Regions from separate parts of the Homo sapiens genome. Here all the other regions are linked to region 3. A link is a loop called in an ENCODE intact Hi-C map of the cell type or tissue named here. Cell type or tissue: PC-9. All regions are shown on one strand.

Region 1 (8,000 bases), 210 kb before region 3:
AGGAGGCCGAGGCGCCAAGGTGCTTCCAAGTGTCACAGCCAAGTACCAGCAGAGCAAATTCATGAACCCAGCTCCCCTGTCTCCCCATCCATGTCTCTTCCGGTCTGGCCTGGGCACCCCGTCTCAGAAACTGCTTCCTTCCTTCCTGCTCAGCTGTATGCTGGCCTTGCCCAGACCGCAGAGGAGCCAGGTGGAGCTGGGTTAGACACGCAAGACTTTGGGTCTTGCAGCTGAGACTCTGCACCAATCCCAGGCTAGATTTCCATGAGGCACTGGCTAAACTGGTCCAAATTCCCGCAGAGTAGCTCTGAGGGAGAAGCAGAGGAGAAGGATCCCCCTTCAGAGTAGAAACATTTAGGGAACATACACGAAGAACAGACAATCTGTACCTTCTCACTGAACCCACACAAGAACTATTTCAGGGCAGAACCATTCGTTACCCCATTTTGCAGCAGAGAAAGCCCAGGCTCAGAGAGATAAAGTGATTTGTCCAAAGCCACAGTTGTGGAGTCACAAGAATCCAGTCACACACATACCTCCTCCCCAGGCCTTCCCTGCTGCTGTGGTGGGGGAGGAGCCGGGTCACAGAGATGCATCCCTGACTCCCTTAGAAGGTGTTGACCCTGAATGTGACCAAACCCTGGGATTTTAGAGGCCAGCTCTCTCCCATGGCCACTTCCTACTGACAGTGAAAAGGCCACAGGCAACAGGACCTGGGATCACCCAGGGTCACCTGGAATGGAGCGGCAGGGTCAGCCATGCAGAAGAGTTGGGGCTCCTGTCTTTTCCACAAGGGGCTGATGAGGGGATCCCCTCTGGGGCTGGGTCTCCCTTCCCACCCTGAGGACCTGTCTGTTTTCACCCAGACAATCTCACTGATTGTCTGACAAAGTAAAGAAGCAAATGAATTACTTATTCTATGAAAGCCATTCATTCAACAATTTTCTTTTTTTTTTTGAGATGGAGTCTCGCTCTGTTGCCCAGGCTGGAGTGCAGTGGCGCAATCTTGGCTCACTACAACCTCCGCCTCCCGGGTTCAAGTGATTCTCCTGCCTCAGCCTCCCAAGTAGCTGGGATTACAGGTGTGCACCACCACGCCCAGCTAAATTTTTTTTGTAGTTTTAGTAGAGATGGGGGTTTCACCATGTTGGCCAGGCTGGTCTCAAACTCCTGACCTCAGGTGATCCACCCACCTTGGCCTTCCAAAGTGCTGGGATTACAGCGTGAGCCACTGTGCCCAGCCAAACAAATGTATTTTGGTTGGGCCTGGTGGGTCACGCCTGTAATCCCAGCACTTTGGAAGGCTGAGCTAGGAGGATGGCTTGGGCCCAAGAGTTCGAGACCATCTTAGGCAACATAGCAAAATCCTGTCTCTACAAGAAATAAAAAATTAGCCAAGTGTGGTGGTCGTGCTTGTGGTCCTGGCTACTCAGGAGGCTGAGGCAGGAGGGTTGCTTGAGCCCAGGAGGTTGAGGCTGCAGTGCGGCAGGATCATGGCACTGCACTCCAGCCTGGGTGACAGAGCAAGACCTTGTCTCAGAAAAACAAAACAAAACAAGTGAACAAAATAAATACCCAAAGAATTTTTTGAGTACTTCTATGCCCGCTCTCACAAAGCTCCTTGTTTGGTAGGAAAATTCCTTATCTCCCTCCTCAGCTTGGGCGCCTATGTAGGGACACTTGGTTCCCTCATACAAAGCGTGGACAGACATCAGGGTACATACTCATTGCTGTTTCGCTTCTCCATTGCTGCAAGAAACCCGCCCCTGAAACTTAGTTGTGAAAAGCAACTATTTTATTTTATTTTATTTTATTTTATTTTATTTTCTGAGATAGAGTTTCACTTTGTCTCCCAGGCTGGAGTGCAATGGCACAATCTCAGCTCACTGCAACCTCCGCCTCCTGGGTTCAAGTGATTCTCATGCCTCAGCCTCCAGAGTAGCTGGGATTACAGGTGCGTGCCACCACACCGGGCTAATTTTTGTATTTTAAGTAGAGACGGAGTTTTGTCATGTTGACCAGGCTGGTCTTAAACTCCTGATTTCAGGTGATCTGCCTGCCTCGGCCTCCCAAAGTGTTGGGATTACAGGCGTGAGCACCCACACTCGGCGCAACTATGTTATTAAGCTCACAGATTCTGTGGTCAGAAATTTGGAAAGGGCCAGTGGAATGATTTGCCTCTGCTCCGTGATAACCGGGACCGCACCTGGGAGACCTGAAGACTGAAATGACCTCCATGGCTGGAGGCTGGAATTATCTGGGGACCTCTCCAGTCAGTGGTGTGCTACGTGTGGTAGTTGATGCTGGTTGTTGACTGGGACGTGCCCTGGGGCTGTCAGCAGGAACCTGAGACCTCTCCATGTGACTTGGGCTTCTTATGGCGTGGAGACTTCAGTGTAGCCAGAGCTCAGGGCTCTAAAAGTGATTGTCCCAGCTAGCAAGGGGGAAGGTGCGTCATCTTTTGTGACCTAGACTTAGAAGTCATGCAGAATCACTTCACTGCATTTTACTGGTTATCAGTGAGTTGCAAACCCACCCGGGATTCTAAGGGAGAGGAATTAGGCTCCACCTCTTGATGGGGACATGGCTAGTTCTAAAAGAGCTTGGGGGACAGGAGATATTACTGGGGCTGTCTTTGGGAGCTAAAGTCTGCTATGATAGCTAACACAGAGCATTTAGTATATGCCAGGTATTGAATGAACTCATCTGGTCTCTGAACCCCTATCAAAAGAATATTTGTGAGTATATACCATATTTATTTATTAATAAATTATATAAATGTACCACTGTACTAATATATTGTGTAATAATACACAACTCCTTGAAGTTTTAAAAGCCTAGGATAGAAATAATTATAATAAAAAATTTCAATGTTTTCTTTCTGTATTCCTAAAGAGTTTAAGGATTTTTTTATTTTTTTAATTTTTTTTGAGACGGAGTCTCGCTCTGTCGCCCAGGCTGGAGTGCAGTGGCGCGATCTCTGCTCACTGCAAGCTCCGCCTCCCGGGTTCATTCCATTCTCCCGCCTCAGCCTCCCGAGTAGCTGGGACCACAGGCGCCCGCCACCACGCCCGGCTAATTTTTTGTATTTTTTTAGTAGAGACGGGGTTTCACCGTGTTAGCCAGGATGGCCTCGGTCTCGATCTCGATCTCCTGACGTCGTGATCCGCTCACCTCGGCCTCCCAAAGTGCTGGGATTACAGGCCCGAGCCACCGCGCCCGGCTGGCTTGTGTTTATTTAAGGAATGGAAGCGTTCACTCAAGCCAGACTTCAGGGGCAAATGTACATTGGGAATCTCCAAGGGACATCTCCCAAACTACCTGACCAGGGTGTGGGTTCCGCCGAATATCTTTTGGGAAACGCTGTGCGGGGGTCCCTAGAGCGTGTGGGTCCTCCCCATCCCTCCTCCCGGGTTTGAGGGGCCGACGCGGCAGCGCGCCCAGGGGCCTGCAGGTGGCGCCATGTCCCAGGCTGTGGGGCCCCGCTCCCGTCGAACCACGGGGAGACCGTGGGCTCCTCCCGGGTGGTCTGCGCCTGGCGCAGGGAGGGGCCTAGAGGAGGCGGTGGAGTGGGGCGGGGAGGGGTGTCTGCTTAGCATCGGGCGCTGCTCCCTTGCCCTCCCTTGCTTTCCCCTCTCTCCATGCTTCCCACTCCCCCTACTGACCCCCTCACTCCTTCGTCCCCCGCCTGCCCACAGGGACACCCCCATGGATAGGGAGAGGGCTGTGTCCTAGCTCCTGCCAGAGTCTGGAGGCCGCGAGTCTAGGGTGTAGGAGAAGGGGGCCAAGCCAGCCAGGAGGTGGGGCCATTGTAACAACAATCACAGCAATAGTCACTATGTATGGAGGCCCACTCTGCCGTGCGGGGGTGGGGAGCTGCAGTTGTGGGCTGCTAGCTCATCTTCTAGGCGGTCTTCCTGTTCCAGGTCCCTCTGCTGCCCCCAGGAGTCCAGCAAAGCAGGACAGCTCTGTGGACATGGATACCTGTGTGTCCCCCACCCCCAGCCCTGCATCTGGCTTAGCGGGAAGGCAACCCGCTCGTGGGAGGGTGGGAGTGGGTCCCAGGCTGGGGACTTCACTTGTTGCCCTGGAGCTGGTTCTCCAAGAGCACAGACCCTAAACCACTGCCCTCTACTTCCCTGGTGAGCTCCCCACCCCCATACCTTAGGCAAATTTCCTTTTCCAACCCCACTCCACCAATTTTCTCTGCCTCCTCCTTCTGTGAGGTTTGTGGGCCCAGTGTGGCCTCAGGGGGCTGAGGGGATCTCATGGAGTTGAGCCTCACCTTGTCCAGTGCCCAGCAAGGCCTGGGGAGGGGTGCCCAGAAGCCATGTTTTTGTCATACTGCCAAGGAGGACCTTGGATGCACTTGGGGAAGCGCTGATGAAGAAATGACTTCAGAAAAAAAGACCCTGATTTGTAATCTTTGCTGATTTCCATGTAAATTCTCTTACCGTGGCCAGCTTCAAGCTACCAACATGACAAAACATTTCTTAACATTCAGCCATTCCTGTGGTCCCTGGAATATGTGGAGAAAAGAAATTGAACCACAGCGTCCCGGACCTGGTAGAAGCCGCCTCCAGCACAACAGTGAGAAGGTCTGTTTAGGACTCTGCTTGTTTCAGAAAGATCCCGGCTTTGCTTTGGTCAGGATGGGCTACATCACTGAGGGGCCCAGTGCAAAGTGAAGATACAGGGCCCCTTTTTCAAAAATTATTCAGAACTTCAAGACAGCAACAATAGACTGTTAAACCAAGTGTGTGGCCCTTCTGAGTGAGGGCCCTGTGTGGTTGCTCAGGTTGCACACCCATGAAACCTGCCCTGGCTCTGTTCCAGGCCACCAGGATGGCTTGCCTGCCAGGACCTCCTCACTGGCCTTCCTGCTGTCTCCCTGGCCTCCTACAAACCATTCTCCACTCAGCAACCAGGGGTTGCTCTGGGCTGGATCTTGTCACTCCTACACCTGCCGCTTGTCCTTGAGAGCAAGGGCAAGGCTCCTCTGCCTGGCCTGGTTCTGAGACACTGGGCTCCCCAGTTACATATCCTTATAGCTCCGCACACATGTGTTCCTGCCTGGCTCTCTTCCCTGTAGAAACTACATTTCCTTGTATGATCTCTCCCTTTATACCATCAGCAGTGTAGTCCTGTGCTCAGTACCGCTGCAGGCCTGCACTTAGTAGATACTCAGGATGTGCTAAATTGAACAAAATGAATTAATTGATGAAAAGGACAATTGGATCAGGATAGGGCTGTTCCAAATGTTTTCTGGCAACAGACTCATTTCATCAAATGAGATCTTACAGGGAAGCCCACGACATGAAACAGAAAAGGGCCGCTGCTTTGCCTGCAATGGGAGGGACCAGACGCCTGACTCCGGAGGCCATGCAGTCACTGCCTCTGCAGAACCTGGTTTGGCGGCACCAACATTGCCACTTTCCTTTGTTCTTCCTGCATTTAACCTTAGCCGACCCCTCCTGGCTGACATTGACGATCTGGTTTCTGTTCGTATTAGCCGGACTGAGAACTTTAGCTGTCACGTTGGTTGTACATGTGGATTATGCTCCTGTCTCCCCTTCTCCCTGTACCTGCGGATCACTCGGCCATCGCTTGGCTCTGAGAACAGCGGCTGGGCTGAGCCATGGGCAGAGGATTTGGTGTCCTTTGGGGAGGGGTGCTGATGGTGAGCACAGGGGCAGGGCTGCAGTGCCCCCCGCCCCCAGCACAGCCAGGCTCCCCCACTCCCCTCCACTTTGGTCAAATGACCTTCCGTGGCCAGGGGCGAGGTGCTCCCTCTCACTGAGCTCTAACCTCGCTTGAACACCCACCAGCATTTATTGAGCGCCTGCTGGGTGCCAGCATGTTGCCAAGGGCTACCTGGGTTTTATTTCCATGGGTCCTCACGACAACTCTTAGGAATGGCTGTTATCATATTCCCCATTGTACAGATGAGAAAATGGAGGCTCACAGAGGGAGAGGACTTGACCAAGGCCACACAGCGGATGATTCAAACTTCTGACCCACCCTGGCCCACAATGGGCAGCCGAGCTAGAGACCAGTACTTTATGGATGAGGGGAGAAAGAGGAACCAGGACCTCATGCTGCTTCTGGTGGCCTGGCTGCATCCTCTGACCCTGGGACGCGCTCCTGGCTCTTACCTGGGAGGCAGCATAGCAGGTGGCATTGGAAGCAGAGGGGCCTGAGCTAGAATCCCGGCTCTGTCGCTGACCAGTCTGGTGACCCAGCTATGTGGGGGTCTCACCAGCCTCACTCTCCTGCCTGAGCAAGGGAAGCAGAGATGTCAGTACCCACCTGCCCGGGTGGGGGCAGGTGAAGGAGAGGTTGTCTTGGCACACGGCACATCTGAACACTCGCTGGGGTGGCTATGAGGGGTCCTCACGCTTTACCCACCTTGGGCCCATCTTAGAATGAAAGAAAATGGAATCCCCAAGGAGGTCTCTTTCCTGTCCTTCCTCAGTGCATCTCAGAGTTGGACCCTGAGGGGACCCTCTGCTTGGGGCTGTCCTGGGCTGGGCATCCTCCCCTCCCTGCTCCTGATGTAAAAACTCCAAGGGTGGGTGCCGCATGAGGAGGGCCAAGGTGCTGCGTTCTAGTCCTTGCCTGGCCACCGGCTGGTGCCTAGACCCTCTCTGGACCTCAGTTTCCCCACCTCCAGCATGGGTCTCCTGCAGAGCCCGTGAGGCAGCAGAGGATGGATTTGAGCCTGGCTGTGTGCGGTCAGGGCACCTCCCATACGCGAGGGGGTGGATCAGTCTCCTGGGGTTGCTGTGACAAATGACCATGAACTCAGTGGCTGAAAACAAGACACACATTCGCTCACAAGCAGTCTCGTATCAAGGTGTCAGAAGGGCCACGCTCCTGCAGACGCTCCGGGGGAGAGCCCTGCCCTGCCTTCTCTGGAAAAGATGCAGCGATCCCTGGCCTTTCTGGGCTTGTGGCCTCTGATCTCTGCTCTGTCTTCAGGTCTCCTCTGTGTGTCTTCTCCTGCCTCTTATAAGGACATTTGCCATTGGATTTAGGGCCCACTAGGGTAATCCAGGATGATACCATCTTAAGATCCCTAACTTAATTATATCTGCAAAGACTCTTTTCCTAAATAAGGTCATATTCACAGCTTCCAGGGATTTGGATGTTGACATATCTTTGGGAGCTATGACAGTCAGCCTCACCTCACAGGCTCCCTACCAGAGAAAGGCAAGTGAGGGCCAGCGGATTCCTCTAAGGACCTTGGAGAGTGCCGCATACAGTAAGCTCAACAAATGTGAACCCTAAGAAAGAGACATGGAGGCACAGGGAGGAAAAGATCACGGAAGAGCTTGCCCTGGCCATGCTGAGACCCCTTCCCCCCAGCTTTGGGCCTTGTCTCTGGGGGTGGGCCAAGCCGGACCCCTCCAGGGCAGGGCGGCAGCACACACCGCCAGCCCTGCATCTCTGCATCCCATTCTGGCAGAGCACTACCCAGAAACATATTTTACCCATAAACGGGCCAATTAAGAAGGCAAATGTTTTCAAACAGGAGGATTTATTGGCATAGAATGTGCCATCCCTCTAAGCAAGAGGAGTGGGGGTGTGTGCGGAGCCATCTGGAGGGGAGTTGTTTATCATATTTATTTAGTTACAAGTTGCTGGTTTAGAACTGGCAGAGCTTTGTGAGGTGGGATCGCAGTTCCCTGGGAGGGCACAGGCTCGGGTGGCTTTGTGCACAGGGGTATGCCCGTGTCTGTGCAGACACGTATGTCTTTGTGCCTGAGCGTATGTGACCGTGCACCTACATGTGGGAGTTTGCCTGCCTATGCGTGTGCATACCCTTTATTGGGTCTGCTCTCTGTGTGTACACACATGTGCCTCTGTGTGTACACATGAGTGTAAGAGGGCCTAGAGATGTCCTGGTGCATGCGTGTGCACATGCGTGTTTGTGTGCATGTGTGTGCAATTCTTCTTTGTGTGTGGATGCAGGTGTGGCCTTGTGTGCACTTGCCTGG
Region 2 (8,000 bases), 340 kb before region 3:
CCTCCTGCCTTGGCCTCTCAAAGTGCTAGGCTTAGAGCAGTGCGCCACCATGCCCAGCTGCAAACAAATAATTTTTAATTGTAGGAGTTATATAGTGAATACAAGAAAATGAAAATTATGATATTTGTTATTTATTTAGCTGAGGCTAAAATAGGTATTTTAGTAAAACCAATGAGAACATTTAGAGTCCAATCCATGGTTGTCCCGTTGTATGACGATGTGGCCATGATCATGGGAGAGATTCATGATTGATGGTGACAAAGATTCTTTGCTTGCTGTAACTGCTTGGTCAGACTTTGGAATCTTCTGCTAGGCCCACCTGTGCACTTCTTTGTAAAATCTAGTTTTCACAAAGAATGCTTTAAGTCAGTTTAGCAGGAACCCCCATCCTTAATATTTAATCATCCTAGATATCTGATCAGGTTCCTCATCTGTCACCATCTCCTAGGTGATGTTGATTACCCTAGCCCATCTTCAGCAAGAATCCTGTTAGGTCGGTTTAGCCAGAATTCCCCTTACCTCCGATGTTTCCTCTTGGTAATTTTCTATCAACTGACCTCCCTACCCCCAGCCCCCATGATGTTCCTCGGCTATAAATTCCCACTTGCCTATGCTGTATTCAGAGTTGAGCCCAGTCTCTCTCCCCCACTGCAAGGCCCCTTTGTAGTGGTACCTATCGCAGTAGTTCTGAATAAAGCCTTCCTTATTGTGTTTGTGTTTTAGCAAAGATCATTGAACAATTTTTTTTCTTTTTTTTTTTTTTTTTTTGAGACAGGGTCTCATTCTGTCACCCGGGCTGGCATGCAGTGACATGATCATGGCTCACTGCAGCTTTGACTTCTCTGGCTCAAGAAATCCTCTCACCTCAGCATCCCTACCTAGTAGCTGGGATTATAGGTATGTGCCACATACCTGGCTAATATTTTTAAAAATCATTTGTGGAGATGCTGGTCTGACTATGTTACCTGGGCTGGTCTCCAATTTCTGGGCTCAAGCAATCCTCCCGCCACCTCAGCCTCCCAAAGTGCTGGGATTACAGAGGAGCCACCACACCCAGGTAAATAATTTTTTCTTTTTCTTTTTTTTTTTAAATTTGAGATGGAGTTTTGCTTTTGTTGTCCAGGCTGGAGTGCAGTGGCGTGATCTCGGCTCACCGCAACCTTCGCCTCCCGGGTTCAAGCAATTATCCTGCCTCAGCCTCCCGAGTAGCTGGGATTATAGGCATGTGCCACCATGGCCACCTAATTTTATTTATTTATTGTTTTTAAGTAGAGACGGGGTTTCTCCATGTTGGTCAGGCTGGTCTCAAACTCCCGACTTCAGGTGATCTGCCCACCTTGGCCTCCCAAAGTGCTGGGATTACAGGCGTGAGCCACTGTGCCCGGCCTAATTTTTTCTTTAACAATAGCCCCTTCCTTAGTTTCCCCCTCCCCTCTATGCACTCCCTAAACTCTTGCTTGTTTCCCAAGGGTACTTTGAAACCACTATCACACATTGATTATTGAGAAAGGGTCTCACTCTGTTGCCTAGGCTTGAGTGCAGTGGTGAGATCATAGCCCACTGCAGCCTCTACTTCCTAGGCTTAAGCAATTCTCCTGCCTCAGCCTCCTGAGTAGCTGGTACTCAAGTGCAAACCACCATGCCCAGCTACTTTTGTTGTTGTTGTTGAGACGGGGTCTCACTATGTTGCTCAGACAGGTCTCAAACTCCTGGATACAAATGATCCTCCAGCCTCAGCCTCCCAAAGTGCTGGGATTACAGGTGTGAACCACTGTGGCCGGCATACACATTGTAATTAAATAACCTTTAAGATTTAATGTCGGTCTTTTTTTTTTTTTTTGAGACAGAGTCTTGCTCTGTCGCTAGGCTGGAGTCTGTGGCACGATCTCGGCTCACTGCAACCTCTGACTCCCTGGTTCAAGCAATTCTCCTGCCTCAGCCTCCCAAGTAACTGGGATTACAGGCACGTGCCACCATGCCCAGATAATTTTTATATTTTTAGTAGAGACGGGGTTTCACTAGGTTGGCCAGGATGGTCTCGAACTCCTGACCTCGTGATCCGCCTGCCTCGGCCTCCCAAAGTGCTGGGATTACAGGCATGAGCCGCCGCGCCTGGCCTAATGTCGGTCTTTCTTCCCACCTCTAACTCCATGGGAAAGGACCACCATGTCTCTAGAGCTATTACGGGACTTGGTGCATAGCAGGCCGTTAATAAGCAGTTGATGGAGGATGAATGAAGATGAGAGGGGTCTGTGTGTGTAGGGGAAGTCCCAGTGAGGAGCACCTCTCATTCTGTGAGACCTGGATAGGACCCCTCGGAGGCTGGGCTAGGAGTGGCTGGGGTGGGTGTTGGGGGTTTATGTGACAGAAATGGGGTCCCAACAAGCAGGGATGGAGGGTGAAGAGATGGAGTTACTTAAGAGATAATGGGATCCCCAGCACGGAGACCCACGCCTGTAATCCCAGTGCTTTGGGAGGCCGAGACGTGAGGATCGCTGGAGGCCAGAAGTTGACACCAGCCTGGACAAAATAGTGAGACCCTGATCTCTACAAAAAAATAAAAATAAAAATTAGTAGGACATGGTGGCGTGTGCCGGTAGTCCCCGCTACTCTGGAGGCTGAGGCGGGCTCCCAACAGGCAGAGTTGAGCAGGGTAGTAGGGGCGGGAAGTCTCTAATAGGGGATGAGGGATGGGAATCTATGTTGTACAGCCTGGAGATCCCTGTGACAGTTGGGTGGTCTGGGTGAGATGGGATAGGGGTCATGGTTTGTTGCAGAGTCGGGGTATACTGTGCTCAGCGGAAATGGGGTCCGTGCAGCAGACCTGGAGGACTCACGTGCTGTGGGAATGGGGGATTCTGTGTCAGAGCTGGGGGGTCGGGTCCGGTGAGATGGGGATGCGGATTTAGATAATAGGGATGGGAAGTTCCGCGTGTGCGGCGGATATAAGGTCGGTGTAGACTTGGTCGTTCAAGTGAGGCGGGGTCCACACTCGGTGGCCCGGTGACTGGGTTATCGAGTGGAGCCAGGGCAGCCCAGAGATGCTGGGGTCCCGCGAGCCTAGGTTGGGTTTCCAGGGCTGGGGGCTCGGCGGCGGCTCCTGGGCGCCCCCTGGCGGCCCCGACTCAACCGCCACGGCTCCCACAATGCTCGCGTAGCCGGGCTTCGGTTCCTGTGGCGGCGACGGCGGCGGCTCCAAGATGGCGCAGGCGATCTTTGAGGCCCTGGAGGGTGAGCGGCGGCGGGGCCGGCGGAGGCGGCTGTTCCGCGCTGCGCCCCCTCCCGCCGCGCCCTCGCAGCGCCCGGCCTAGGGCGCGCAGCGGCCGCGGGGCGGAGGGCGCCGGGGCTGGAACAGCCGCGGGGCGGGAGGGGCGCGGGCGGGAACAGCGCGGGAGCCGAGGCCCGGCGGGGGAGCTCCGGGGCCGGAACAGCCGGGGAGAGCCAGGCCGGCGGGGAGGGGGCTCGGGTCCGGAACAGCGCCAGCCTGGGCGGCCTTGGGCGGGCGCGGGAGGGGCTCCCTGCAGGGAACTGCGCGGGAGGCGACGGCGGGGCGGTCTGGAACAGCCGCGGCCAGGGAGGCGGCTTGGCGGCGCGCGGGGCCCGGGACGGGGGTGCGGTCGCAGCTGCGGGCAGGAGGGCCTCGGCGGCCTGACCACGAAGAACTTCTGCGGAGCGGACTGTATGCCTCGTGCTAGGACGTAGTCTCAAAATCAGACCACAGCAGCAGAGGCGCCACCTGTGTGCACAGCCTGGACTCAGAGCTTAGGGACCCAAGCCAGCAAACACCTGGCGCCTGCAGTGCGCACCGTGGCCGGTGCAGTTTTACAAATTAAACTGACACCGTGGGTGCTGGCGCGGTGTGCCCGGCCGGGACGCGGTGTTCCCAGACCCAGGCCAGCAAACGCTGGGTGCCGACAGACTGTTCCGTGCTCTGCAAGAACCTGGGATGGGGTTGGTGCTCAGGCTCAAAACTGTGGGCTTTGGAGACAGCAAACACTGAGCACCTCCATGTGTGCATCTGCTGGGCGTCGGGGAGGAAGGGCAGCCTTAGCGACTCGGGGCCATGGCGCAGAATAGATATTGTGGGAAATACAGACCAAGAATGGTCTTGGAGGAGTGGGATGAGATGAGTATACAGATAGGGTGCAAACTCGAAGTACTGGACTGGCGGGATGAAGCTGAAGCTTTGAGTCCTGCAGCTTCCTAGGAGATCTCAGCCACTCCCTGCACTTTTTAATTTTTTGAGACGGAGTCTCACTCTGTCGCCCAGGCTGGAGTGCAGTGGCGCGATCTCGGCTCACTGCAACCTCCCCCTCCCAGGTTTGAGCGATTCTCGTGCCTCCGCCTCCTGAGTAGCTGGGACTATAGGCGTGCACCACCACACCCGGCTAATTTCCTTTTTTTTTTTTTTTTTTGAGACAGAGTCTTGCTCTGTTGCCCAGGCTGGAGTGCAGTGGAGCGATCTCGGCTCACTGCAACCTCCGCTTCCCGGGGTTCACGCCATTCTTCTGCTTCTTCTGCCTCAGCCTCGAGAGCAGCTGAGACTACAGGCATCCGCCACCACGCCCGGCTAATTTTTTTTTTTTTTTGTATTTTAAGTAGAGACGGGGTTTCACCGTGTTAGCGAGCATGGACTCGATCTCGTGACCTCGTGATCCGCCCGCCTTGGCCTCCCAAAGTGCTGGGATTACAGGCGTGAGCCACCGCGCCCGGCCATTTTTTTGTATTTTTAATAGAGACGGAGTTTCACCATGTTGGCCAGATTGGTCTTGAACTCCTGGCCTCAAGTGATCTGCCCGCCTCAGCCTCCCAAAGTGCTGGGATTACAGGCGTGAGCGACTGCTCCAGGACTCCCTTCACTTCTTGAAGGATCACAATTCGCACCAGGAAATGGGGGGCGGGGTAGCCCTGTCTCCATCTAGTGGGGTTCCGATTCAAAGACTGACTGAGACAGACACTCCCTGTAGTTTCTGCCCTGCAGTCTGGTAGAGGAGAGAAATTATAAAACAAGCAATTATAGAAATTATAGAATTATGGAAAAGGTCATGTAGAATAAGATGACCTCAGCTGGCCATTCCTACTGTGAATAACATAAGCAGGAGGTGGTGGATCAGGAAGGCCGAGGTCAGTGGTAGTTCCCTCCCAGAGGCCAATAGAATGGGGTGAGGCTTACTTTCTCTTTAGGCTGTTTGGACTTCCTCATTGTTTGAATATTTACTGCAAGAATGTGTTTGTGTATTGAGTAATGAAGACAGTTAAAGAGAAATCAGTTCCTAGGACAGTGGGATGCATGTTGGGTGAAGAAAGGGCAGCAGGACTGTGGAGATCTAGGGGAGGAGGGCAGGAGAATGGCCCAGGCAGCAGGAACTGCATTTTCAAAGCCCTGGGGAGAAAGGTCTCCTGGGATTCACAGAAGCTGGGTGTGGGTGAACTGCTAGAGATGGGGTTTGATGGAGCAGCTAAACTTTATCTTGGGATCAGTGTGGAGCTAACAAAAGGTTTTCAGCAGGGGAGCAGCACAATGTGATGTATGTTTTATAAAGTTCACCCTAGCTGCTCTGGAACAGACTGGAGGGGGCCAGAGTGGCAGTGGGGGGTCGGGGTGGAGGCTGCTGAGGTTGTACAGCAGAGAACTGGGCTGGTAAACAACTGTGGGGATGGAAAGACAGTTTATTTGAGATGTATTGGGGAGACAGAATAGGCTAGACTTGCAGAAGAACCAGAAATGGGGAGTGGGGAGGGGGAGCAGTGGGTTGAGGGAAGACCCAAGTGGTGCCGCCCCAGAGGGTGCCCTGGTGCCCTGTTCTCCTTGATGAGGATTACTGGAAGAACAAACTTTGGGGTGGAGGATGACATTTAATTCAAGTTCAGTTTTACACAGGCTGCCTTTTTTTTGTTTTTGAGACAGCATCTCACACTGTCTCCCAGGCTGAAGTGCAGTGGTGCAATCTTGGCTCAATGCAGCCTCCACCTCCTGGGTTCAAGTGATTCTTGTACCTCAGCCTCCCGAGTAGCTGAGACTACAGGCACATGCCACCACGTCTGGCTAATTTTTGTATTTTTAATAGAGAAGGGGGTTTCACCATGTTGGCCAGGCTGGTCTCAAACTCCTGACCTCAAGTGATCCACCCATCTCTGCCTCCCAAAGTGCTGGGATTACAGGCATGAGCCACTGAGCCTGGCCCAGGCTGCCTTTTTAATTTAATTTAACTTAATTTTTTATTTTTTTGTGACACTCTCACTCTGTCACCCAAGCTGGACTGGGGTGGTGCGATCTTGGCTCACTGCAACCTCTGCCTCCCAGGTTCAAGCGATTCTCCTGCCTCAGCCTCTTGAGTAGCTGGGATTACAGGCGCTTACCACCACGCCTGACTAATTTTGTATTTTTTAGTAGAGACGGGGTTTCACCATGTTGGCCAGGCTAGTCTCGAACTCTTGACCTCAAGTGATCTGCCCGCCTTGGCCTCCAAAGTGATGGGATTGCAGGCGTGAGGCACTGTGTCCAGCCAGCCTTTTTTATTTTTATTTGTAGAGACAGGATCTCACTCTGTCTCCAAAGCTGGAGTGCAGTAGTGCATTCATAGCTCACTGCAGCCTCAAACTCCTGGGCTCAAGTGATCCTCCCACCTCAGCCTCCCAGGTGCGTGCCAGGACACCCAGCCAATTTTTTAAATTTTCTAGAGATGAGGTCTTGCTATGTTGCCCAGGTTGATCTTGAACTCCTAGCATCAAGCAGTCCTCCTGCATTGACTTCCCAAAGTGTTAGGATTACAGGCATGAGGCACTGTACCCACCCTGCATTTGTTTAAATTTTTTTATTTTGAAATCACTTTTTCTGTAGATTCACATGCAGTTGTGGGAAATGATAAAGAGAGATCCCACGTGTCCTTGACCCCATTTCCCCTGGTGTAACATTTTGCACAACTACAGTGTGTTACCACCAGTCAACATACAGAACAGGGGCATCACTCCAAGGAGTTGCCCTTTTATAGCCACACCCTAAATCCTCCCCTTCTCCCACCATCCTTGATGCCTGGCAACCACTAATCTGTCTCCATTTGTAAAATTTTGTGATTTCAAGAATACTATATAAATGAAATCATAAAGTGTATACCATTGAGATGGGCTTTTTTCACCCGTCATAATTCCCTAGTGATTCATCCAAGTTGTTGTGTATAGCAATAGTTTGTTCCTTTTTATTGCTTAGTAGTATTCCATAGTATGGCTATTTCACCATTTAACCACTCACTGAAGAACATCTGAACTGTTTCCAGTTTTTACTATTTTTTTTTTTAGACCCTGTCTCAAAAAAAAAAAAAAGTAAAAACTGGAAACAGTTCAGATGTTCTTCTGAACCATTTCCTACACCCTCTATCTCCTCTACTACCTTCTGGCCCTCCTCCCCCACTCTAGTGGGGCTTAAGCCCCCCACCATTCTGAAACTGCCTCTGCAAAAATTGTAACAGTGAGAAAATCATGACAGAGAAAGACGCCTGACCTAACCAATCCCTACCTTGCCTTTAACCTCCAAACTGCCCTTAGTCATCCCCGGGCTTGGGCCAAGCTAACTTCGGCAGAAATTTAATTTACAGTTTAAATGATAATAGCCCTTCCCCAAAACTAAACTGTCTTTGTAAAGCTATTGAAAGACCACCAGGTTTTCACCTGGGCAACATGGGGAGATTCCATCTCAAAGTGTTCACTGTTGCCCAGGCTGGAGTGCAGTGGCATGATCTTGGCTCACTGCAACCTCCACATCCCAAGTTCAAGCGATTCTCCTGCCTCAGCCTCCCGAGTAGCTGGGACTACAGGTGCGTGCCTCCACACCCAGCTAATTTTTTCTATTTTTAGTAGGGACGGGTTTCACCATGTTGCCCAGGCTAAATTTTTTACTGTTATACCTAAAAGTGCTATGAACATTTGTATACAGATTTGCACACAAATGCTAAAACACTCACAATTTTGCATAAAATGGTAGAAGATTCACTGAAGCTTGTTCA
Region 3 (8,000 bases):
GAAGTGGGTAATAATAGAAATTGGCATAATCCATATTCTTTGATAGTACATTACAGATGCAACAGAGCGCTTTCACATCAATTAGCCTATTTGATTCTTGTATCAGACCTGAAAGGTAATCAGGGAAGAGATTATTTCTGTTTTCGGATTAAAGACAAGAAGGCCTAGGGAAGTTAAATGACTTGTTGCAGGTCACATGACTAAGAACAGCAGAGCCAAGGCCAAGCCTTCTGGACCTGTAGCCTGCACTGCTTACACTTCACCCATCCAGGAGCTTTTGCTGTTTGACATGCAGGGAGCTGACTCATGAGAGTGGGAATGGTCAGGAACTAAAGAGCATTCCTTGGGAAATTAGTCCTGTCTGGCCAGTAACAATCATTTGGGCACTGCTAATGAACCAGGGCTTGGCCAGTTTAATGAGATTAATAGATGTTCTGTCATCCCTGGCCGCCTGGTAAAAGCAGGAGCCTCTGGACCAAGGAGGCCCTGGACACTGATGAGTCTAATTGCTTGACTTTCTCCAGAAATAGTCTTCCCATCACTAGTAGCTGTTTTCCTTCTGAACCACCCGGATGTCCCCAGGGTTATCTAAGGGCAGAGAGCTGGCCACAGGCTGCTGTGACCCTCATCCCCATGCAGGAGAATAAGGCCAGAGGGGTCCAGCAGGACTGAACCAAGACAGAGACTATAAATAGCATTGGGGGCATCAAGACCTAAAGCAGCAGCTCCTCCCTTGAAATGAGTATTTCAGGAGGAAGAGATTTAGTGCTGGGGAGGATTTACAGAGTTCTCTGAGTGCCTGAGACTAGACTTGATCTGATAGGATTTGGAGCACATGAGGGGTGACATGGCAGAGTTTTAGAGTGTTAAGACAGCCATTGAGACAGTGGAATGGAGAGTGTCGAGTAAGAAGCCTTGATTCAGGACCCCTAGCTACACTCCCCTCACCAGCTGGTTGACCTTAAGTAAGTCACTTATCTTTGCTGATCCTCTTTTTTTTTTTTTTTTTTTCATTTATAAAATGGGGCGGGATGGGTGCAGTGGCTTATGCCTGTAATCCCAGCAGTTTGGGAAGCAAAGGAGGGTGGATCAGGAGTTCGAGACCAGCCTGACTAGCATGGTGAAACCCCGTCTCTACTAAAAATACAAAAATTAGCTGGCTGTGGTGGCGGGCACCTGTAGTACCAGCTACTCAGGAGGCTGAGGCAGAAGAATTGCTTGAACCCGGGAAGCGGAGGTTGCAGTGAGCCAAGATCGTGCCATTGTACTCCAGCCTGGGCAACAGATGTCTGGTGAGAGCCCTCTTACAGTTTCATGGACAACCATCTTTTCACTGTGTTCGCACATGATAGAAGACACAAAGTAGCTCTCTGGGCCTCTTATTTGTTTATTTTGTAGAGATGGGGTCTCATGATGTAGCCTAGGCTGGTCTCCAACTCCAGGCCTCAAAGGATCCTCCCATCTTGGCTTCCCAAAGTGCTGGGATTACTTGCGTGAGCCACTTCCTGGCCTGGGGCTCTTTTTTTTTTTAAAGGTATTAAACTCATTCTTGAGGTCTTTCCCTTCCCTTTGGGACCTCATCACTCCCAAAGCCCCACTTCCTAATACCATCACATTAGGGATTAGGTTTCAACACACAGATTTGGTGGAGGAGGCACATTCATACCATAAGAGATATAAACTGGCTTTGTTCACTAAAATTCTGTACAACTGTGAGGAATTGTAGTAGAAAAGGGAAAGGGTGAGGACCAAGGAGAGCGTGTGTGGCTGACTCAAGGTAACATAATCTTGCCAGGGAAGTCAGAACCCAAGGCATCCCTGTGCCATGTGCAATCTTGCCCCTGCAGGTGCCTGTTTTTGAGGTCCTGATTCCAGTTCTGGCTTTGCTCTATTAACCAGTTACCTTGCTTCTCTGAACCTATCTCAGTTTCCCTATGTCAAACACCTCCTCACAGGGCTGTTGTGAGGGTTAAATACTGTAATACTGTGCAGCATTCAGTAATTAGTGGCCGTCCTTTTCTTTTTTTCTTTTTTTGACGGAAAGTCTCGCTCTGTCGCCTAGGCTGGAGTGCAGTGGCGGTGATCAAACAGTTCTCCTGCCTCAGCCTCCCAAGTAGCTGGGATTACAGACATCTGCCACCATGCCCGGCTAATTTTTTTTTTTTTAAAGTAGAGACGGGGTTTCACCATGTTAGCTAGGCTGGTCCTGAACTCCTAACCTCAAGTGATCCACCTGCCTTGGCCTCCCAAAGTGCTGGGATTATGGGCGTGAGCCACTGTGCCCAGCCAGTGGCTGTTGTTACTGTGACGGCTCTCTGGGTGTCTCATTTACCCAAAGATCAGAGGTACCTTTTAGGGCTTTTCTACCTTTGCAAACCCCTGCCACTTTTCTCCATGTTCAGGCTTGTTTTTTGTTGAATTTGTTTTTGCCACATTTCTTCTACTCTTACTAGCCTGGAGAAGCAGGCCCATCCCTTTGAGCCGTAAATTGCATTTCAAAGCCTGTTTCACTAGTGGATTTTAATTAGCTTAAAAGGCCCAGCTTTTATGCAGCAATTGTTTCTCCTGCAGGTAAAGGTGAAGGCACTTATTGGGGAGCCAGTCCCCAGTTTTCTCAAACGTAGCTTTTTTCTTTTTTCTTTTTTTTTTTTTTTTGAGACACTGTGCTCTCTCCCAGCTCCTCAGTGTCCTGGGGGCCTGTCTCTTACCAGCCCCAAATGAAAAATGGAATATAAGGACCCTAGACTTAGCGTCAGAAGACCCATGGGGTAATCTTGTCTCTGCTACTCACTAGCTGTAGCATCCTGGCCAAGTTTTTACTGTGGGTAAAACTTCTCTTCTGTTCTTCCGAGTAAGAGCATTTATAAGCTCCATGTGCACACAGGTCTCTGCTCATCTGACATTGCAGAAGTCTCTAGGAATAAATTTGCTTCTCTCCTTTCCCCCAGCCACCAAGAACAATCCTTCTACCCACCTCTCCTCAGCTCATTGCTAAACCTAGGACCCCTGGGGGCTGCAGACACCTTGCTCTCAATTACACAGCTAATCTGTGAGGCAGAGCTTGGCCCAGGGCAGGAAATAGCTTACCAAGTGAAGTAGCTCCTGCTGAATGGATGTCAATATTTTCTAGGGCTGCCACTCTAAGCTAGGGGGTACCTTGAAAAGCATAGGAAGAATTGGGTGGGAGGGATTGAGTTGGTCTGTGGAAGTGGGTGTTTGGTTGAAAGATTAGAAAATGGTATCTGGGACCTCTGCCCTAGTGGTCCTAACCACTTAAGGCAGCCCACAGCTAGACCTTCTGACCACCTCCTGGGACATATGTTTAACCACTCCCTCCCTAACATTGATTGAACACTTACTGTGCCCCGAGTTTTGTCAGGCCTGCCCTATAACATTTGCAGGGCAGAGTAATAAGAGTACAAATAGAGACCCATGTACCATATGTTTAAACATTTGAAGGTTCTGAATGAAGCTAATAAATTGTGATGTTCCCAACAACCTGGAATACCATGTCTTAATTTAGAATTCTTGGACTCATTAGGATTCTGTACTTGAACCTGGCAGTTCAGGGAGACCTAGCCTGGCTCTACCTCCTTTTCATTCCCTTTCCCACCTCTATCCCTCACTTAGAGGAGCCTCATCAACATGTGTGTGGTCACTCAAGCCTTTGCACACCCCCACAGATACCTGTCTCCTTGGGCTGAGGGAGTCCACACAACTGTAGCACATCCCACTTTCCAAAGGAGTGTACAGGGCATGAAAGTGGATAGGGGGCTGTTTAGACGAGGAGCTCAAGAGGTTGGGTACCTAGCGCATGCCATAGGTGAGCATTTCTCCTTTTAACTGCAGATTTCTCACCCAGAGCAGCATTTGCAACCACATACATACACTTCCCAAGTCTCTCCTCTACAGATCAGAAAACTGATCTTCATATGCCATGGCTTCTGGCTGCCCCTCCTTGGCATTATACAGAATGTGTTCCACTGTGACCTTTACCCTCATCTAGAATGGGGTTCGCAGATGGCAGTATTGGAATAAAGAGGTGCAAGCCAGTGTAATTACAAGATCTTGTGAAGGGCTTTAGGGTTTGCAAAGTCCTTTTATGTACATCATTCCAAACCCCAAGGAATGAGAGAAAAGACTGGCAGGGCCAAACCTTAAAAACTTGGCTCACCAGTCAAGGTGAGTCCTGATCTCGTCACAATACCACGAACAGCTGTTCAGCAAATGCTTCCTGCTCAGTGGTGCTTGTGGCTCCCAGTAGAGGTCACTCTTTGTATCTCTATCCACACCCCAGGCTTGGTTGACTCCCTCTAGCCAAAGCAGGTGGCTTCTCCCTAGGCCAAAACTATAGCACTTTGAGCTGAACCACCTAGGAGAGAATCATCTGATGCCCACACAGGGGCCCTATTAACTTCTTGTATACCCGTGGATAGACAAGGAATTAACCCTTGAATGGCTTGTCATCCATGTAGGAGAGGGACTGTCAGCGAGAACTGTGAGGAATGGCAAGCCCATGGGAAAAACATGTATTGAGCATTTCCTGCCTCGTATGCACAGTGTGTTACTACCTTTGTGTCCCTCACTGCCTGATAAGTGTAGATGAGTGGAACCAAAGGCAAACTGAGTAACAAGAGTCTGTCTCTTTCCAAGTCAGTTCCAAAGCTGGCACCAGCCCCTTCATCAGTAGCAGTGATGGGACCCTCTCAGCCCCTTTCCTTTATCTGAGATAATGCACTGCTGACTCTAGTATATCCATTGGGTTCACTTTAAGCCTAACCCTGGGAGCAGTTTCTTCCCAAGTTGGGCTCACGTCCAGCCTATGATTCCCTTGTAAACAGTACCACCTGCTGGTCAGAACGTGCCAGCTTCCAGGCTGGGAGGATTTAAGAGAAAAAGAGTCTCTTATCCCCTAGTGGGATAAGAGATACAGATGTATCTTTTCCAGTTCACTGAAAAGAAGTCCCCCCAAAATATTAGGTAAATAGGTTGGCAGACTGATGAAAGTTTTTATATATGCTATTTGGAGTCTTTTATCACCTGAAATGGCCTTAAGGTTAGGTTACTGAGATAGGAGGGTTCCAAAAGGGAGTGGCATCAACCTGTACCAATGAGCAGAAGACTGGGCCGGGAACTGCCAAGGCTTAACTTGAGGCTTTTCCTACTGAAATTGAGCTTCTCTCCTTTCCCCTTTCCTCTTGGAGCCTATGCCCAGCCGTAAACTGTACGGGAAAAATTTGTACAGCCCTTTGGGGTAAAAGACCTGGCCAGAATATAGAGAGCAAAGGGTAGGTGCAGTCTCATCTCTAAGCCAAACAGAACAAAATTTGAACGAGTTAGTATTAATATGGGTAACTAAAAAATAAATTTATTAAAAATAATTCTCAGGTGAATGTGCTGACTTTCTGTGGTATCTAAATTGGCTTTAGCTCTGGGAAGCAAAATGATAAAGTTGAAAGAAATAGACTTTAGTGACAGACTGACCTGTGTTCGAATGCTCATTACTAGTAAGTTAATGAACTTGTCAATCAGTTTCTGGTAAAATATGAGTAATCATGACATTAACTTGTGGGATCTTGGGATTATTCAGTATTGTATACCACCCTTAGCCACAGCGAGTGCCTGGTGAGGCTTTGTGTTAGTCCATTCTTGCACTGTTATAAAGAAATACCTGAGACTGGGTAATTTATAATGAAAAGTTTAATTGGTTCACAGTTCTGCAGGCCGTACAGGCTTCTGCTTCTTGGGAGGCCTCAGGAAATTTACAATCATAGTGGAAGGCGACGGGGAAGTAGACACGTCTTCATATGGCCAGGGCAGGAGGAAAAGAGACAGTGGGAGGTGCTACACACGTCTAAACACCAGATCTCACGAGCAGTCACTCACTATCATGAGAGCAGCACCAAGGGGGAAATGCATGATTTCAGTCACCATGATCCAGTCACCTCCCACCAGGCCCCACCTCCAGCACTGGGGATTACAATTAGACATGAGATTTGGGCGGGGACACAAATTCAAACCATTATCGGGCTTAGCTAGCATACCCTTTTCAAAATGGTTGGTAGCAATTCAGACAGGTCTGTGTCTGGATCAGACTAAGCAGTTTTCTTTTCTTTTCTTTTTTTTTTTTAGACAGAGTCTGGCTCTGTCGCCCAGGCTGGAGTGCAGTGGCTTACTGCAACCTCCACCTCCTGGGTTCAAGCAATTTTCCTGCCTCAGCCTCCCGAGTAGCTGGGATTACAGGTACCCGCCACCACGCCTGGCTAATTTTTTGTATTTTTAGTAGAGACGGGGTTTCGCCATGTTGGCCAGGCTGGTTTCGAACTCCTGACCTTAGGTGATGCACCCGTCTCGGCCTCCAAAGTGCTGGGATTACAGTTGTGAGCCACCATGCCCGGCCCCTGCAATTTTCATCATATGGTGGTGGTCTAGAGTAAACATCACTTGCAAATACCATGTGACCATGGTTCTACATTGAAGATCTTCAAATTTAGATCCTGAATGGGATAACATTTGAGATGAGCATTAAAGGAGTAGACTCAAAAGAATTAGAGTCAAGCAGATCAGGGGGTCAGATCCCAGCCCTGCCATTCACTAACATTGTGGTCTCTCTGAATGTGAGATTTCTCCCTTGTAAAATGTTGTGGTTCTGCATATCATGTGAGTAACAAATGAGGGAATGTATGTAAAGCACCTGGCATGAGGTCAGCAGCCAATATGTGGCAACTCTTGGTAATATGACAAGAAAACAAGATGCAGGAACAGGTAGGCTGGATGCTATAAGGGTTAAGGAAGGTAAGAGGCAATTCATTTATCCAGGATATGGGCCGTGGGCAGTCCTTGAGCCCAGCCCAGGGACCCAGCTTCACCGAGGCTCTTTTTCTTCAGGTGGGCACCATGTCCTTGAAGCTTCAGGCAAGCAATGTAACCAACAAGAATGACCCCAAGTCCATCAACTCTCGAGTCTTCATTGGAAACCTCAACACAGCTCTGGTGAAGAAATCAGATGTGGAGACCATCTTCTCTAAGTATGGCCGTGTGGCCGGCTGTTCTGTGCACAAGGGCTATGCCTTTGTTCAGTACTCCAATGAGCGCCATGCCCGGGCAGCTGTGCTGGGAGAGAATGGGCGGGTGCTGGCCGGGCAGACCCTGGGTAAGCCTCTCTTCACTATATTCTCCTAGTATTCTCTAGAATAGCTGCTATCACTATCCAGTTCTCAACCCCCTTCTCTCTTTCTCTCACCGCTACCACTGCTCTGAGATTTTATAAATTTATAAGCTATGTTTAAGTTTTAAATAGTTATAAAATTAATCCCTATAGGGAAGAATTTTAGAAGCCTCTGGAAAACACTTCTGACCTGTCTCTGCTTTCTCAGAGCTTCTTAGTGACAGGCTTTACAGTTCCAGTTAAAATGCAGATTCTCCAGAGAAAGAGAACAGAGTGGCCTAGAACAGCCTGTTACACCGGGTACAGATGACTTAGGTTAGAACCCTTTCTGAGAGCGAGCAGGAGGGCCTGAGAGCACAAGGACAGTGTGAATACGCTTGGTTTTGGTGTCATGTCCATGTGATATGACTATGCTAGTGGTCTCTCTTGAAGTATGTACAGTGTTCATGCATGTGCATTTACTCCTGTGTATATGTGTATGTTTGAAAAGGGGTATCTGTATGTGTTTTTTCCTGAACAAGAAGTATATGGATTGACTGAACATGTGGAGATATGTGGACACAACCCTTGTATGTATAGATGTAGTGTGTGTGTGTGTGTGTGTGTGTGTGTGTGAGAGAGAGAACATATTTGAATGTGTCAGCAGATATACATATATTCATTTACCAGGTATTTATTGAGACCTTTTCATGTAGTAAGGACTATTCTAGGCATGAAGGTGTTTGGTAGAACATCCATGTGAATGTGCATTGGCTCATTTGCATGTGGGTAGTTGTCTATACTGAGTGTACTTGAGAATACACGTTACCTGTGTGTGAGTTTCTTACCTGGA

Evidence for each region. Peaks named below come from ENCODE experiments on the same cell type or tissue, not always from the same donor. Only the 100,000 strongest peaks of a DNase experiment are listed, where the experiment ranks them.
Region 1: it touches region 3 in a loop (13-fold over the local background); 93 of 110 quality-filtered maps call a loop at or near these places.
Region 2: it touches region 3 in a loop (5-fold over the local background); 4 of 110 quality-filtered maps call a loop at or near these places.

The regions. Positions count from the first base shown.
Region 1 is chr20:33,859,355-33,867,354 of GRCh38, forward strand. No RefSeq gene overlaps it. Among named protein-coding and RNA genes, the nearest start is that of CHMP4B, 52 kb to the left of the region's middle. RefSeq lists silencers at 3,366-3,415, 3,418-3,581 and an enhancer at 3,866-3,945. In PC-9, a CTCF peak has its summit at 3,441 (motif pointing right); no DNase peak of the experiment used is centred here; H3K27ac peaks cover 1,527 bases.
Region 2 is chr20:33,728,822-33,736,821 of GRCh38, forward strand. ZNF341 (zinc finger protein 341) reads left to right here and starts at 3,175. Exons shown (of 15, transcript NM_001282933.2): 1 at 3,175-3,231. The coding sequence starts at 3,201. LOC124904890 (a long non-coding RNA gene) reads right to left here and starts at 3,162. Exons shown (of 2, transcript XR_007067569.1): 1 at 2,825-3,162; 2 at 116-340. RefSeq lists enhancers at 2,746-2,805, 2,816-2,875, 4,544-5,247, 5,206-5,285 and a silencer at 2,986-3,695. In PC-9, a CTCF peak has its summit at 3,074 (motif pointing left); DNase peaks (open chromatin) are centred at 3,200, 3,650, 4,160, 5,150 and 1 weaker place; H3K4me3 peaks cover 3,021 bases; H3K27ac peaks cover 4,911 bases.
Region 3 is chr20:34,065,178-34,073,177 of GRCh38, forward strand. RALY (RALY heterogeneous nuclear ribonucleoprotein) reads left to right here. Exons shown (of 10, transcript NM_016732.3): 3 at 6,889-7,153. The coding sequence starts at 6,898. Among named protein-coding and RNA genes, the nearest start is that of MIR4755, 20 kb to the left of the region's middle. In PC-9, CTCF peaks have their summits at 4,842 (motif pointing left) and 5,043; DNase peaks (open chromatin) are centred at 4,254 and 4,854; H3K27ac peaks cover 939 bases.